Linked DNA regions of Mus musculus: all the other regions are linked to region 2. Evidence: chromatin loops called from intact Hi-C (ENCODE). Cell type or tissue: heart. All regions are shown on one strand.

Region 1 (5,000 bases), 210 kb after region 2:
AGATGTAAACAAACTCATCGCAAATATGGAATGGACAATGGACCAAAGTACAGATATCATCAATTCAACTTGAACCAATAGGTTTTGTTAGGCTTACTTTCAGAAGTTTGGGTAAGGAATTATTTACAGGAGCAGAAATGACTCAAAGATAGCTGCACCATCAAAAGCCCATGCCAGCACAAGTGACAACTCACAAAAGCTGGGAACTGTACGTTTCTGCACAACTTCCAGGCAGCTCAGTCAGCGTCTGACTTTTTCAGGTAGTTTGGCTGGTCTCTGCTTCTTGGCTGATCTCTCTTGGCTATTATAGTCATATACCTGAAAATATCTCTTAGCAGTCTTACTGCTCATATATGCTTAGAGAAGGAGGGACCTAGTTAATCTGATCAGTTTCAGGAACTTTCTGGGGCTTTTGAGTTGTTCTTGTCCCAAACGTCAGAGATCCCTACTGATGAATGTTTCACCTCCCTTAGGACAGGCATCCTATGTCTTAAGTACATTTCTTCCATGATGAGATTTTTTTTCTAGAAGTAAATTGCTACATATCATCAATATATAGGAAATGAAGCATTTCTGATTTGAGAGATGACTCAGCAGACAAAGGCACCTGCCACAAGATTGATGACCTGAGCTCTATTCCTTGGACCCACATGGTAGAAGGAAAGAACCTATTCACAGAAGTTGTCCTCTGACTATCACACTTTGGATACTCTGTGGTTCACATTCTACTTACAAAGACACACACACCAACACAAACACACACACACACGCACATGCATGTGCAGAAACAGATTTTATGTATAAATTAAGCATTTTAAAATTCTAGTTTCAAAGAAAAACAGCAATATCCCTTCTTACTCTTCTATCTACTGACTCATATGTTATATATGAAATTAATCTGGTAGAATCAGTGTTTTTATTGGGTTTTGTCAGAAATCAAAATGCATAATTAGGACAATTACATATTTGTATTTCTCACAGATACTAAATTGTTGTCACTGTTGTGCCTTATCTTTCTTCTATAGTTCAAAACTTTGGCTTTTCTCTTATTGGCTCCACTGAACACCAGAATTCGTGATGGTGTGCAACTGGGACCAGGTGCAAAACAGACCACCATGAGCACTCTGGTCACACACACAATCCTCTGCTCAAGCCAGTGGCCTCTCTGTCCTGCGACGGCGTTATGCTAGCACATCAGCTGGGTATCACCACTTCCCGTGGTATCTGTACAATACTACATATAGGCTTTCAACTGCAGCAAGAGTTTCTATTCTGTGTTGGATTATGTTCTCCTTAAAGATACACGAAAAGCCTAATCTTGATTCTGTTAATGAAACTAATTTGTAAACAGGATGTTGGCTGATATCATTGGGTTAAGATAAGGTCAGGCTAGGTTAAGGTGAGCCCTAAATCCAATATGGCTGATGTCCTTACAAGTTTGCACCCAGGAAGGGGGTGCAAAAGGCACATCCCTGGGAAAATGCCATATGAAGATAGAAATGCAGGACAGATGTTCAGCTTCAAGCCAAAGAATCCCCAGGATTGCCAGCAGCCAAGAGGCTGAGATATGCACAGGAGAGCCCTTTCATCAGGCCCCACCACAAGGACCCAACCTCACCAACATCTTACTTTTGGACTCCTAGACTCAAGAATTATAAGAGAATAAATTTTTTGCTAAACTATCAGTTTGTGCTACTTTGTTATGGCAGCCTGGGAAATTAATACAATTTCTCTCACGCTTTAGGGGAATTATTTGGTTCATGTAACAAACATTTATTCAGCACCTACTATCTGCCAGGGGATTTTTTTTTCTCTGGGTGTTATGAAAAGTACCATAAATAAAAAAAAAAAATGGTCTCTCTTCCAGGCTGGCTGAGAGATGAGGTCATATAAGTCTAGCGAGGGAGCGCTGTATGGGGTGTTGAGGAAGCAGGGAGGGAACAATTACCCAGGGTTCAGGGAAGGCACACTGACAGAGATAAAGGCACAGAAGAATCTTGAAGGATACAAGCAGTACCGGAAATCTGAGGCAGGAGAGAGTAAACAGTCCTCTCCCACGCCCAGTTCTAACTTCAGCCTCTTCCTGCAGCCACTTGGCTTCCATGGAGAATGAAAATGTGTGATTCTTCTGACTGATTCTCTGCACCCTGAAGTCTCTTGCCAGCTTGGCTTTATGAAACAGGTCTATTCTCTTAGGACTCAGTCAGGAGAAGGAACAGGAAGTCTAGTTTTTGGGGCAAGGGTTGTTTCAGTTTTTGTTTTGTCTTTTCATCTAGAAAAGACACATGTGACACAATACCATTTGTCTTTGAAGATATTATTGTTTTTTTGAGACAAAAAAAAACCCACTTTGAATCCAGACTAAAGACAGTCAGGTCCATCTGGGTGTGATGTTGTGCACCTGCAATCCCAGCTAAGGCAGAGAGAAGAATCACAAATTCAAGGCCTGTCTGGACAGCTTACCTAGAGCCTGTCTCAAAATCAAAATAATTTGCAGCTGTGTGAGTGTAGCTTAGTGGTAGGTGGTTTGCTTCACATACTCGTGAGTTCAATCCCCTGTTCTGGAGGGGGAGGGGAGTAAGGTACAAGTTCTTCCAAGATAGACTATTGGGTCCTTCCAATGACAAAAGAATACCGAGAAAACAGAAAGATGGCCAATATGAAAACATACCTGCAATCTGGAAAGCTGAGTAAATAAAAGACAATTTTTACAGAGGCAATCATCATATTAATATTGCAATAGATTGTTTTCCAGGTTGTTTCTGTATAGTCATGAGCAATGCGCCATCCAGCCTTTTACACACAGCATTACAGCATAAACATTTTCCTAGGCCTTGAGAAACTCATGATAAACATGATTTTAATGGCTCTGAAACATTTGATTGCATGCATGCCCATAGTTTACTTAACCAGGCTTAGAGCTGGCCATTAAGTCAGATCATAACTTATGAATATCCTTCAGATAAACATAGTGAGTTTTTGAGTGGTGATTTTTTACTAATTTCATCACAGATGAAATTAGATGTCTTTCGATGCAAGGACAGTTTTGTTATCAAGAAGTTGACTTCAAAACAAACACAACAAAAGACAAAGATTTGGACTTTATAATATAGAATAAAGGACAATGTGAGCTGCTCTCCCCTCCAACCCCATCCCCCAAAGATTTTCTTCTCTATCCTGAAGCTCTTTTTTGCTGGGACAACTCATCTCAGCTTCCTGGTAAAGCTAGGTGCAAAGCACTAAGTATTTTGGGACCTCTGTCCTCCTTATTACACTAAGTACTAGCCAAGTCTTCTATTGTTCTTGCTCAAGACAAGCACTTCAGTGCTAGCCCAGACTCCTGCTTACTATCCAAGACACTCCCTTGTGAATTCACTCGAGTTTGTCCTGCAACTAGTCCAGCTGACCCTGGTCAAATCTATATTTTTCCTAAGCCATCATTCCCATCTCATCCACCATATGCTTTCTTAGAATTTCTCACCAAAATATTCTCTTAATGGGGTCACACACAGGCATGTGCATGCATGCACACACAGACACACACACGCGCGCGCGCACACACACACTTATCCATTTCTCTGGGTTTTTTTCTTTCTATTGTTGTAAATGTCTTAGGACAAAAAAATACAAATTCTTATACTGAGTTGTGTATAAATAATAGACATTTATGCTCACAGCTCCGGAGACAGGAGAGACCAAGATGAAGGCTCTAGGAAATGACAGCTGGTGGCATCTGGTGTCTGCCTCCAAGACCTTGTCCTTCTTACTGTGTTCTCACCTGATGAAAAAAACAAAACAAAACAAAAAAACCCAAAAACAATAACAACAAAGAAGCAAAACAGATTGGTGAGAGGGCAGGTCTTTCTCAGAATCCTCTTCTAGAGAAGCCCTAACAGTCTAATCTCTTCCCAAATGCCTGACCGCTTAACACCTTCATCACAGGGTTCAAACAGCATATAAATTTTGGAGGCACACACACATTCAAACCATAGGAGTAACCCATCTACTGCCATTACCTCCTTGTGCTCTAGCCCTTGGCCAAACTACACCTGAGCCAAACTCGCTCACCTGGGCTTTTGAGTGACACCTGCACAGAACAGACAACCCACTGACCTTCTTCTTGAGTCGCTGAGACAGTGCCTTGTGTTCTTGTGCCTCTGAGGTTAAACACATTGCCCTGTCGACTCCTAACACTCACTTTGCTTCTAAGGACACTTGCCCTGCCTCCTTACTCCAACATACTTCAGTATGTACCACATTGACACAATGTGCACTGCTTACCGCAGTACTGCCATCCCACTCTGACTGCATAAGTGACTAAGTGTAATAGCCTTCACTTTAAAATATGCTTCCATACCATATAGATAGAATCCACAGAATCTGACAATGGACTTTTTTCTTAATCATTTGTTCAATAGCAAAATCTGACTGTATTGGTTTCCTCTGACTTCTGTGTCGAATCCACACAAACTTGGCAGCTAAAACAGTAGCAGAGTAGTCTCTGACAGTTATGTAAGCCAGATGTTCAGAATCAGTCTTCCCCAGCCAAAGTCAAGGTTACAGTCACTCCTAAAGTCAAAAACAAGGCTACAGTCACTCCTAAAGCTGCAGGGGCCAATCCGGCCCTTGCCTCTTCCAATTTTTAGTGGCTACCGGTATTCCTTGTCTCAGTCTACCTGCTTCTGAAGCCATGCTGTTTTATCTTCTCTCATGTTAAATCTGCCTCTGCCTTCCTTTTATAAGGATGCTGCTATGGTGTTTAGGACTCGATAGGGTGACCCAGGGAAATCTCACTCGTCAGAATCCTTAACTGAACCACACATATTCAAACACTCCCTTTTAACAAGGTAATGAGTACAGGAATTAGGACCTGGCATGTACACAGGACTATTGTTCATCCTACTTTATCGACCTCGGTGAAAACGAGGCTTTGTGATCTTTAGTCCTCCTGAAGTGAATAGTCCTGTCTCACCAAAGAAATATTCATGTGTGGAATTACA
Region 2 (5,000 bases):
ATTTATCTTTCCAACTTGCCCTAAGCTGCAGCCCAACCGATTTCTTGGAATATCTTTCCCGTCCCTCATTCTCAGTTTTAAAAACAATTCTCAAAGACTATGACCTAATTAATTTTTCCAGTCCTCCCCTCCAATCTGGGAAATAGATTTTCTCTGTGAATGGACAGCGTCCCCTCCTCCACTTCCTGGGTTTATGGGCTTATGCTCCAACAGAGGCCTCTCTGCAGGCACTGTTCTGGTCACCACTTACAGGGCTGGAGGAAAGACAGCTCATGAAGAATGCTATCTTTCTCCTACCCAGGGATAATAGGAGGAAAGACAGCTCATGAAGAATGCTAGCTTTCACCTGCTCAGGGATAATAGCAGGGCCCAGCAGCTCACCCCTATTACTGTGCTGGTTACCCATTATATTCTACATCCCCAAACAGTCCCTAGCTCAGGTTGATAATTAGATGCTGTCAGTAACCTTTAGCCCCCACTCTCCAAAGACAGACGGTGTCCGCTGCACTGATGCTTTACCTCTGTGGCCCTTCCAGGTGCCTCTTACTGGATATTGGGAACACAGATATGATCCCAAACATGTGGCCTTTTTTGAAGATTTGGTTATAGGCCTTAACCTTTAATAGATGAGCTATACCTTCAGCCCTGTGTGGCCTTTCTGAATGAACCTCTCTTTCACTCATTTTTATGTACAAAATAATAGGCTGCCTTACGATATTTTCATGGGTAAGCCGTTGTATTTTGCTCAGTCTCCCCTTCCACCGCCTTCCCTTACCTCCAGCCCTGACACTTTCCTTTCTGCACTCACAAATAAGTTCTCCCTGCTTTTGTGTGTCATATATACATGCATATATATGAATGTATATTATATATTAGCCATATGAGAGAAACCATAAGGCATTTGTCTTCTGAGTGGCTCACTTCCCCTTGCATGATGTACAATCGATACATCTTCCTGAAAATGAAACAAACATTCTTCACTATGATTGAATAAAACTTCATTGTATATAAATGATGCATATCATATATATCATATATCACATATCATATATATCACCATGTTTATCATTAATGAACATCTTAGCTGGCTTCTTGATCATTGAGAATAGGGTATAGATAAACATGGACGTGCAAGGATCCCGGTGGTATGCTGACTTAGACTCAATTGTGTAGCCTGGAGTGGTGTAGCTAAAGCATATGGTAATTGTATCCTTAGGTGTGGCTTTCTGGGAACCTCCACACTGATTTTCACAGGCACTGCACCGTTCTCCAGTCTCATCAGGCATAAAGAAGGACTCCCTTCTGCCACCCTTTCTTCGTGTCGGCATTTGTTGTTTCCTTGGTGACAGGAGAGAGATGGACCTCAGTGTCACTTTATTTTGCATTTCCCTGGTGGCTAAGAATACAGAGCATTTTCTCAATTATTCTCTGCCCATTTATATTTCTATGAATCCCTCTTGAACTGCAGACATGGAGCATACAGGGTGGATGGTCTTCTCCATCCCTTACGACTCTCATTTCACTTAAAACCCATTTCATCTCCCCTCAAAGGCTCCCTGAATTTCCCTCTGTTTGGTGCCTTTCCTTCCTCTGCAGATGCTAAAAATATCATCGGAACAATAGAAAGCAGCGGTCCCTCCAGCCTCTACCCCACTTTCCAGTGAGCCGTGGGAAACTGCAAGCTTCCCTGGGCTTTTCAATGATGCCTGGGTCATGTAATGTCAGGGGAAGAATTTCTTGGCTATTACAAACACATTAACAACTGGGATCCAAGATCTGCGTCTCCTCGTGCAATGACATCACTGTGCAATGCACACCCCCTCCCATTTCATTCCAAAGATATGACTATTGATACTCACAAAAATGGTTGCATCTACAAAGCAGTAAGAAACAGCTTTAGTTGGCCCAACTGGGAGAGATAAAGAGAGAGAGAGAGAGAGAGAGAGAGAGAGAGAGAGAGAGAGAGCGCTAATTGATAAAAATTGACAATAGGTTCTCACAATCTATTCTTACATTTGCAATGAAGCACACTGACCAATAGATGGCAGTCATTGACTGCTCCACAAATGTCTAGTTCCCACCCACATTGAATCAGCCACATCTAAATTTGCTGTGTCAGGGTGGGATTTTCAGGACCATCCATCTTTGCTACAACCACCAGACTGGTACTGCAGTTTCTGTTTCTCAACAGCCATATAGTCGCAGAAGAGACCTTGTAGTTTACCATATTAAGAAGCCCCTTCTGTCGTTGATGAGAGTGTGCCCAAGTCCTCAGACAAAGCTGCAGTTCATCCCACTCCATCTCCAGTGACAGTACCTGCTTTAAGTGTTCCTCAAAAGACCCTGCCTCCCCTTCTTTGTGTATGTCCTTGTCCTTGAGCTTCTCCATGTTGTCCACTGTCTCCCTCAGCTTTGGCTCAGATTTAGCCATAAGCACCAAACCATGATCTATCTATACAGTTAAGTTTGCCCTGGTGGTAATAGTTTTTCAAGCCTGACCTTTACCTCAGCACAAGATGCTTGATAGAACCAGATAGAAGTGTGCAATCTGTAGGTGAGGGAGAAGGCAACACGGGTTCAGTGTGTTCCAGCCTTGTGATGCTAGGCCAAAGGTAAAATCCAGGGATTTTTCAACCCATCTGACCATGTCTATCCATGACTCCTTCTTTATTTTGAGTCTGCTGTTTTGGTTTAGGTTTGGTGCCTGTTTTCTGCTAGAGTTCAAACCCAGGGACTCACAAATGCTAGGTAAGCACTCTGCCACTGAACCACACACGTGCCCTTTGGCTCTAGTCTTCAGAGTTACAGCTATGACACATTATTAACTGGTGCAGTGTCAAGAGCTTGCATCATGCTACTGTCAACACTACCAACTCTGCTCCACATACAGAATGTCTACAGAGCCCGGACGTCATTGCAGGGGCACCATGACAAGCTTGGTGTGGCCCTAACACACTTGTGAAGTAAATTGTTGGTATTAACCCCCAATTTATATGTGAGGAAATGAAGGCACAGAGAAGCTAAATGATTTTGACAAAAGTCACATCGAGTCCTAGGATTTGTGTTCCAGTCACCTGTCCTGAGGTATTACACCCTTAGCAACTATGCTTTCACCTATCGAACCAGCAGTGTGACATAGAAAGAACTAACTTTACCTTCTCTGCCTGTCCAAATGGTGACAGGCTGGCTTGAAGGTGAGCCTGGGCTTTAGCTCCTGCCTGAAATCTCCTGTGGATCTTCACAAGTCCGGACTGGCCAAAAGAATCCAGTGCACACGTGATCAGGTTACCCACAAGCACACAAGGAAGGTTCCAAGAGAATTAGCCCAGATTTCACTACTGAGAGAAGGCTGGGATACGATGCTGGCTTAGCCTCCCATCTATGTTTCACAGGTTGACAATGGGAGCAGTTTCATCATAATAACCCCAGCATCTTCAAAGGGAATCTGCTAGACAGTATGGGAGCAGCTTCACTAACTGAGAGGACCATGGATGGCTCCAAACACAGCAGCGTACTCCAGAGCCTCAGTGTTATATCAAAGCATGCCTGTAAACACTAGATAAAACATAAAATGTAGAGTGCACTTGGCAGCTACTCAGGAGTTAAAAATAAAATTACCACCCGGCCCAGTAACTCCAGTCCATAGTATGCACTCATTCCTCAAGTAGATTAAAACAGAAAGTTTACTTATATGTTAATATTTCTAGCATCCTATGCACAATAGTCCCAAACAGGAAACAATCAAAGTGTCTAGCAACCGAGGACATTTTTTTGATGCTTTTTTTTTTTTTTTTTGGTCCGTGTATCAGAATGCAAATTCCTGCGATAAAAGGAATGAAGTTTTGATGTGTACTTCAACAAGAGTAGAATTAGCAAACTCTAGATGTGGTAAAATAAAGTAGACATGGGAAATGTAGCGGGTGTCCTGGTCCTGGTAGAAGGTGATAAATTCATAGAGGCAGGAATAGAAGTGAAGAGTATCTGAGAGAAAGGAAACTGGACACTGTTGTATAATAGGCACAGAGGTACCATTTGCAACAGAGGTTCTTCAAGCAGTAGTGGTGACCGTTACTCACACTGTTAACGTATTTAATGTCAATGAACGCTGCACATAAAATGGCTAAAAGAATAACATTTATGTCATATTGTACCACAATAAAAAAATAGTTTTAAAAAAACCCAAAGTATCTAGGACTTTTTCTTTAAAGATTTTCAGTTACCTAAGATATATCCATTTTCTTCTTTTTCTTTACCAACATAGCCTTGATTTATTGGAGTAACATTGTGTCCAGGAGGAAAATGTTTTCTCCCATAGCCCCTGAAGGCAGCGGTAGCTACATGACTTTAAGTTGTCTAAAGTGATATAAGCTCCCCTGGTTTCCAGGAGAGGAGAAGAGATTCTGGAAGAGTTCCTTGAAAATTGAGGATGAGAGACACATTTATCTGGTGTACAGAAAACCAGATGGTAGGAAGAGAAGAAGCTGAGGGACTGGAGAAGTCGGCGAGCTGCTGTGGCTTTTGTGGAACGCTTCTTGGAGTCTTTGAGAGAAAAGGCTCCTGTCTGATTTTATCCCAAATGCCTACTGGGATACACAGATCCTATCAGCTCACCGCATCAGCCCCCGTGTTTATTGTATCTACTGGTTTTGTCATGGAAGGGGTGCAGTACCAGAGTAGGGTTGACATGTCAGGAAACAGAGGACTTAGCCATCAGACTAATTGAAATTTATTCGGAGCTAAAGAGCTGAGTAAACCTCCCAGCCTGCGCTTCTGCCACAGATGCAATTCTAAAACATGGAGACACCATTTCCTGTCCCCTGGGGCAACCATGTTGATAGATGAGCTTCATCAGCTAGCTCAAGTGTGAAGAGTCTGTTATTCCCAGGAGGGAGAGACATGGAAGTGTTCTCTCCAGCTCCCTGATACATCCAGGGGAAGACAGTGGACTTCTTAACCCAGGTCAGAGTTAAATGAACACGGGGAGGAGATAAACAGACAGA
Region 3 (5,000 bases), 190 kb after region 2:
TTTTTTATTTGTATCACCAATAATACAGAACTGAAGAGTGCTGCGAACTCAGAATATGGACAACCTCTAACAGGAAGCTATGTGCTGTAATGGAAGACCTAGCACCTAGAGAGAAATCATTATCTGAGGATACAGAGGAGTCACCATGCAGAGGCTGGGAAAGAGAAAGCTTAGCCTAAGGATGGGTCCTGCATCCCAGAGGCAATGGTCAAAAGTGAGCAGTCAAAGAAACTCAGAGCAGCTCCGTTAGAGAATTACACAATCTTGGAAATTCCCGTTGGCTGGTGTTTTCAATGCCTTAGAACGCCCCATACTGAAGACAATGGCACTGATGCTTGACATTGCTAAGTGTCCCTGAGCCCTCTACCTCTTTTTCAATTTATGGCACCACTGTTTTCTTTCCTCTGAAGGTTGATGTCAGAAACCAAGAATAACTCCAGGTTTCTTAAACATGCTTTGTTTCATAAATTTTAGAAAAAAATAAATAAATGTGGGTTTCCTGTCTCTTTCAATCAAATTCATTCAAAATAACAGCACTTGCCAGGACCGGAGGTTGTGGGGAAGGAAGGAGAGTGGGTAGTAGGTACCGTTGTGAATTGTTCCCTGCAGCTGATATTTCTCCATAGCAAGTGTTCGTGCAAAACAAAAGACTGCTTTAGAGAACCAGGAGCAGACACAAAGCTGCAGAAGGCTATAGTTACGATGGTATCTTAGAGCTCAAAATCCTTGAATTTGCTTGAACCTAGCTCGGTTTCCTGGCTGTTTCATTTGTAACATAGTAATTAATATAACAATACAATGTAAAGATAATGACAAGCATAGAAACTATTATAAAACGTGTTATCTGCAGGCGTCTGTGGTTTTTTCAATCTTCCAAAGTGCTGGAAATACAGATAAAAGATGCATTAACACGGGGAGGCAGTATAGCGCAGTGGTTAAAGGTGCAGGTTTGGAGTCTCATGGAGCTATAGCCTTTAATAGCTGCTGGGGATTAGAGGTGGGAGGGTGCTTCAAGCATGTGACCACTGATTGATCAACCAGATCCAAAGCAGGCCCCACCCCCAAGAATTTTTGAACAACACAAATTGGACCTGTTTGGTTTTTTTTTATTTTATTTTTTTAAGAGAGAGAGAGAGAACACAAAGTTAGGTTCAAAGTAAGTTGGGAGTGGATCTGGGAGGAGATGGGGGAGGCATGTGACAATGATCAAAAAATGTTGAATGAATTTTCTAAGAATTAAGGGGAAACATTAAAAGTGGGTTTGACAGCAGGGTGATGCCCTAGCTTTGCCTCAGCTAATATGCAACCCGAGGCAAGTATCCAAACCTCCTTAAAGACTTGATTTCACATAGAGATGGAAACTCATCTTCTTGACAGTTAATGTAGGAGTGAAGAAAGATAATACTTAGGGGGTTTGAACAGTCTCTGGTCCGAAGTGGGCACTCACTGAATATGTGTACTTAAAGCCAACGTGAAAAATACTTGTCTCTCCTTTGGCACTTCCAGTTTCTAATCAAAAAGAGGAAAGTGTTTGGAACCAGTAGCTACGCACTCGTCAGCTCAGACTATGGAGGGAGAAAGAGCTGACTAACTGCTAAGCTTGGCTTTGCTGTTAGAGAGAAGGCTGCCGCCCAACTGTTTATTACTGGCACTGGGAGTCATCCCTTCTCTGACACGTCCCCTTTGGCACTGCAGAAAGGCAGCACACCTCAGCCAAGCCCGTCCACAGGAGAGGGGAGGATTACGTGTGAGAGTTCAGGTTGTTGCCCTTCAGGAAGCAAGAATTACGAAACGTTTATACTGTCCTGGAGCAAAGGTCCCTGGTGCTGAGAGATAGCCGTGGGGCATTGAGTCCAAAGGCTTCTGGGAAAAAAAGAAAAGAAAAGAAAAGAAAAGAAAAGAAAAGAAAAGAAAAGAAAAGAAAACTTGTTAAAATAGACAAAAATAAGCAGTGTTCCTAGCTTTAGAGCCATTTCCAGAAAAATTTTACTTAACTGACTATAATTTCCAAGCAACATCAAGAATGGCCAAAGAAAGAAGAAGAAGAAGAAGAAGAAGAAGAAGAAGAAGAAGAAGAAGAAGAAGAAGAAGAAGAAGAAGAAGAAGAGAGAGAGAGAGAGAGAGAGAGAGAGAGAGAGAGAGAGAGAGAGAGAGAGTTAGTTAGGTATTTAGGTCTGGGCCTGTGTGAATGATAATATCAAGGAGGAATTTTACAATTATAGGTTTCCTGAGACAAAGGAGCCGAAAGGTCTTCTGTGCACTAAACAGAAGTGAGCGGCACCCTCACTCACGGTGGCTTACAGACTATCTAAATCTCCCCACCAGGCAAAAGTCTGACTATATGCAAACACCAAACACGTCAGTAAATAACAGCTGTTAAACCATTTATAAAACACTCGTTAAAAGAACACAGGATGCACACACATGAAGGCATTCCCCTGTGTCCAAAGCAGCAGGCTCGCTAACGGACAGTGAGATCAGCCGGCCGAAAGCCAAGGGAAGCCCTTCATCGAGACGGAAATTATAGTGCTGTTATTGTGTCGTAATAAGCCTCTATGAAACGGAGCATTGTATTTCTGCTGAATCGTGAACAAAAAATAAATCAGGATCTGGCTCCCTTGCAGGCAAGGGGAGATGGATTGTGCTTCCTTGCATGAGATTCCCTTGGTCCCACAGAGCACACATTTTCTCATCTTTTAAAAACATTCTACCTTTCAAGGGAAGCTATCTTTGACTAAGAACTGAAAGTGCTTCTTCCGAGTGGATGTCCTTTGTTCTACCTGTTTTCAGAAGGGCAGCCCTGTGTATAAATGGCTTGCTAGTACCGCACCTCGGGGGGAGGGGAACAAACATTGGTATTACGTTCCACGGTGACACTGCTTCCTTGTGCCCTCCCCAGGAGCAGATTAATGCAGAAACCTCATCCAAACTTAGTGACCAGGACCACAAGGCATTCCTGTGTCTTCAAGACTGACTGTCGGGTGGAAAATAAGCTCATACATTAGCTGGTATGCAGAAAGTGAAGCCTGGTGCAGAAGCCTCAAGCAGTCTGTCATTCTAAAAGGTTGATTGTTAGTTGCAAAAGAGCAAATGTTTCTATCGGTCACCTTTTACATTTATAGCTTTTGATTTTATTCCTTGGGGTTGTATAAAGATACCCTTTATGTTACAGACTATCTAAAAATTTTTTCACCCTAATAAAATGCTCTTATGAGTCGAATTACCTAATCCAATTCTGTTTCCCCCATTTCAATACTCCAGACACCTCTTTTGGGTTTGAGAACATAAAAACCTAGTTTTCCTCCATCAACCTATGTTCCAAATTGATTTTATTGAGTGTGTTGGCTCCTAATCTCTATTGCCTTTTAGCTTTGTGTTGCTTTCAATCTAGTAGCTATGCTCACTAGAGCAGAAGGCAAGACATAGTCATTGACATATACATATATAAATGTGGATAACTTGTACCTTTGAAAAGATATTACTGTGTAGCTACCATTTATTAAGCATGGCAGTGGGTATCTTGTTAATGGCCTTAAAACACAAGCTCCCTCAATGTGAGCACTTTCTAAAGTAGACTATTATCTCCACTTGTAGCAGAGGGAATTGGGGCTCAGAAGAATTAAAGGATTTGTCCTGGGTTGTGAAAAGCCAAGAGTTAAATCAGAATAATTTAAAATCCATTACACAGTGCTCCTCCCAAACTCCAACTTTGTATGCCCTGGGCAAATATTACACTTATATTTCAACCACTAAGGAAAAAGAGGGAGATGGTAACTGCTAACTAGGGGGCAGAGCAAATGAGAAACTACCACAGGGTATTAAAGGACAAACAGTCCTAAGGATCCTTCAAATTGCATCACAGTCCCTGCCCTCAGAAAGCTAATAGTTTAGTCGAAAAGACACATTAAAATCAAATCAAATGAGTGCTGCAGTTCAAGTGTACCCCAAATGTTGTGTTATGGGGGCATAGGGGTAAGAAGGGGTTTTTCCCACATCTTGGCAAATAGTTGAAAAAAAAATCAGCCTTGCCTACATTACTGTTACCAGCACAGTTAGTTTCTTCTGCTCATAAGAACATCTGGCATATGTTTGCCAGAATTAAGACACCATTACATTGATTTTGAAAATGTGGAGACTTTCAAGCAGTCTACTGAAAAACCCGCTTCTATGCTCCCAAGTGTCAGCAGTGGTCAACATGGCTCTTTTCCCTCTTTGTTTCAGGGATCAGATTTCTCCAATCCTTCTACTTTATGGGTGAGCTCCCGAGGAAAAGAGGCCTGCAGGCCTCGCACAACACCAAGATAGAAACGATTTAATATCTGCTAGCCGAGGATTAATTAAAGTCCCAGTTTGCATATACACATTGGGCTGCTTCTGTGGCTGTTAAACAAAACTTGGTATTTATTAAGCAAAGTTTCCATTGCAGATGCCTGAGCGAAAAGGCAAAATTACGAAAAGGTATAATATTGTCTACATTTAAAATTACATATATGTGTATTATATATAAACAAAAATTTACACGTAGCATGCATAAGATACATAGAAAGTATGTTTGCTGAAATGTTAGCTTTAGCGGGGAAAATCGGGATTAAATTTGTTTTTAATATTTTTCTATATTATTTAAATTTTCAAAAGAGAAAAACAAGATGACCATCTTGTCTGGGGAAGAGAACAGCAAGCACCTTTCAGGAATACATATTACAAACCATTTTCCAGAAAGAATATTTCAAAATACATTTCTACTGAAGTATTAATACCTTCACTTCCTTTGAACAAAGTGACTCTTGTATCAGGAACTAATTTTGAATGGTAGATTTATCATCATTAGAAAAATTACATCGCATTAAAAATTATGGATATGAGATTAGATTTAGCTCACTTGTTCTTCAGTGCAGTTGTTTTTGTTTGTTTTGTTTCATGTTTTGTCTTGTTTTTTTAAAGACATATCTTCCAGCTGGCAAATAATATATTCTGGCAGAGAAAAATGTTGACCTGTGCCT

The links. Hi-C counts contacts between places; a loop is a spot of excess contacts. Peaks named below come from ENCODE experiments on the same cell type or tissue, not always from the same donor. Only the 100,000 strongest peaks of a DNase experiment are listed, where the experiment ranks them.
Region 1: it touches region 2 in a loop (2.7-fold over the local background); 6 of 42 quality-filtered maps call a loop at or near these places.
Region 3: it touches region 2 in a loop (2.6-fold over the local background); 6 of 42 quality-filtered maps call a loop at or near these places.

What each region holds. Positions count from the first base shown.
Region 1 is chr1:60,649,869-60,654,868 of GRCm38, reverse strand. No RefSeq gene overlaps it. Among named protein-coding and RNA genes, the nearest start is that of Gm38388, 53 kb to the right of the region's middle. In heart, no CTCF peak of the experiment used is centred here; DNase peaks (open chromatin) are centred at 2,028 and 4,528; H3K27ac peaks cover 1,038 bases.
Region 2 is chr1:60,857,875-60,862,874 of GRCm38, reverse strand. It overlaps a transcript of Gm38137 not described here. Among named protein-coding and RNA genes, the nearest start is that of Gm38137, 3.4 kb to the left of the region's middle. In heart, a CTCF peak has its summit at 2,043 (motif pointing right); DNase peaks (open chromatin) are centred at 174 and 1,694; H3K4me3 peaks cover 481 bases; H3K27ac peaks cover 12 bases.
Region 3 is chr1:60,665,930-60,670,929 of GRCm38, reverse strand. No RefSeq gene overlaps it. Among named protein-coding and RNA genes, the nearest start is that of Gm38388, 69 kb to the right of the region's middle. In heart, no CTCF peak of the experiment used is centred here; DNase peaks (open chromatin) are centred at 1,739 and 2,479.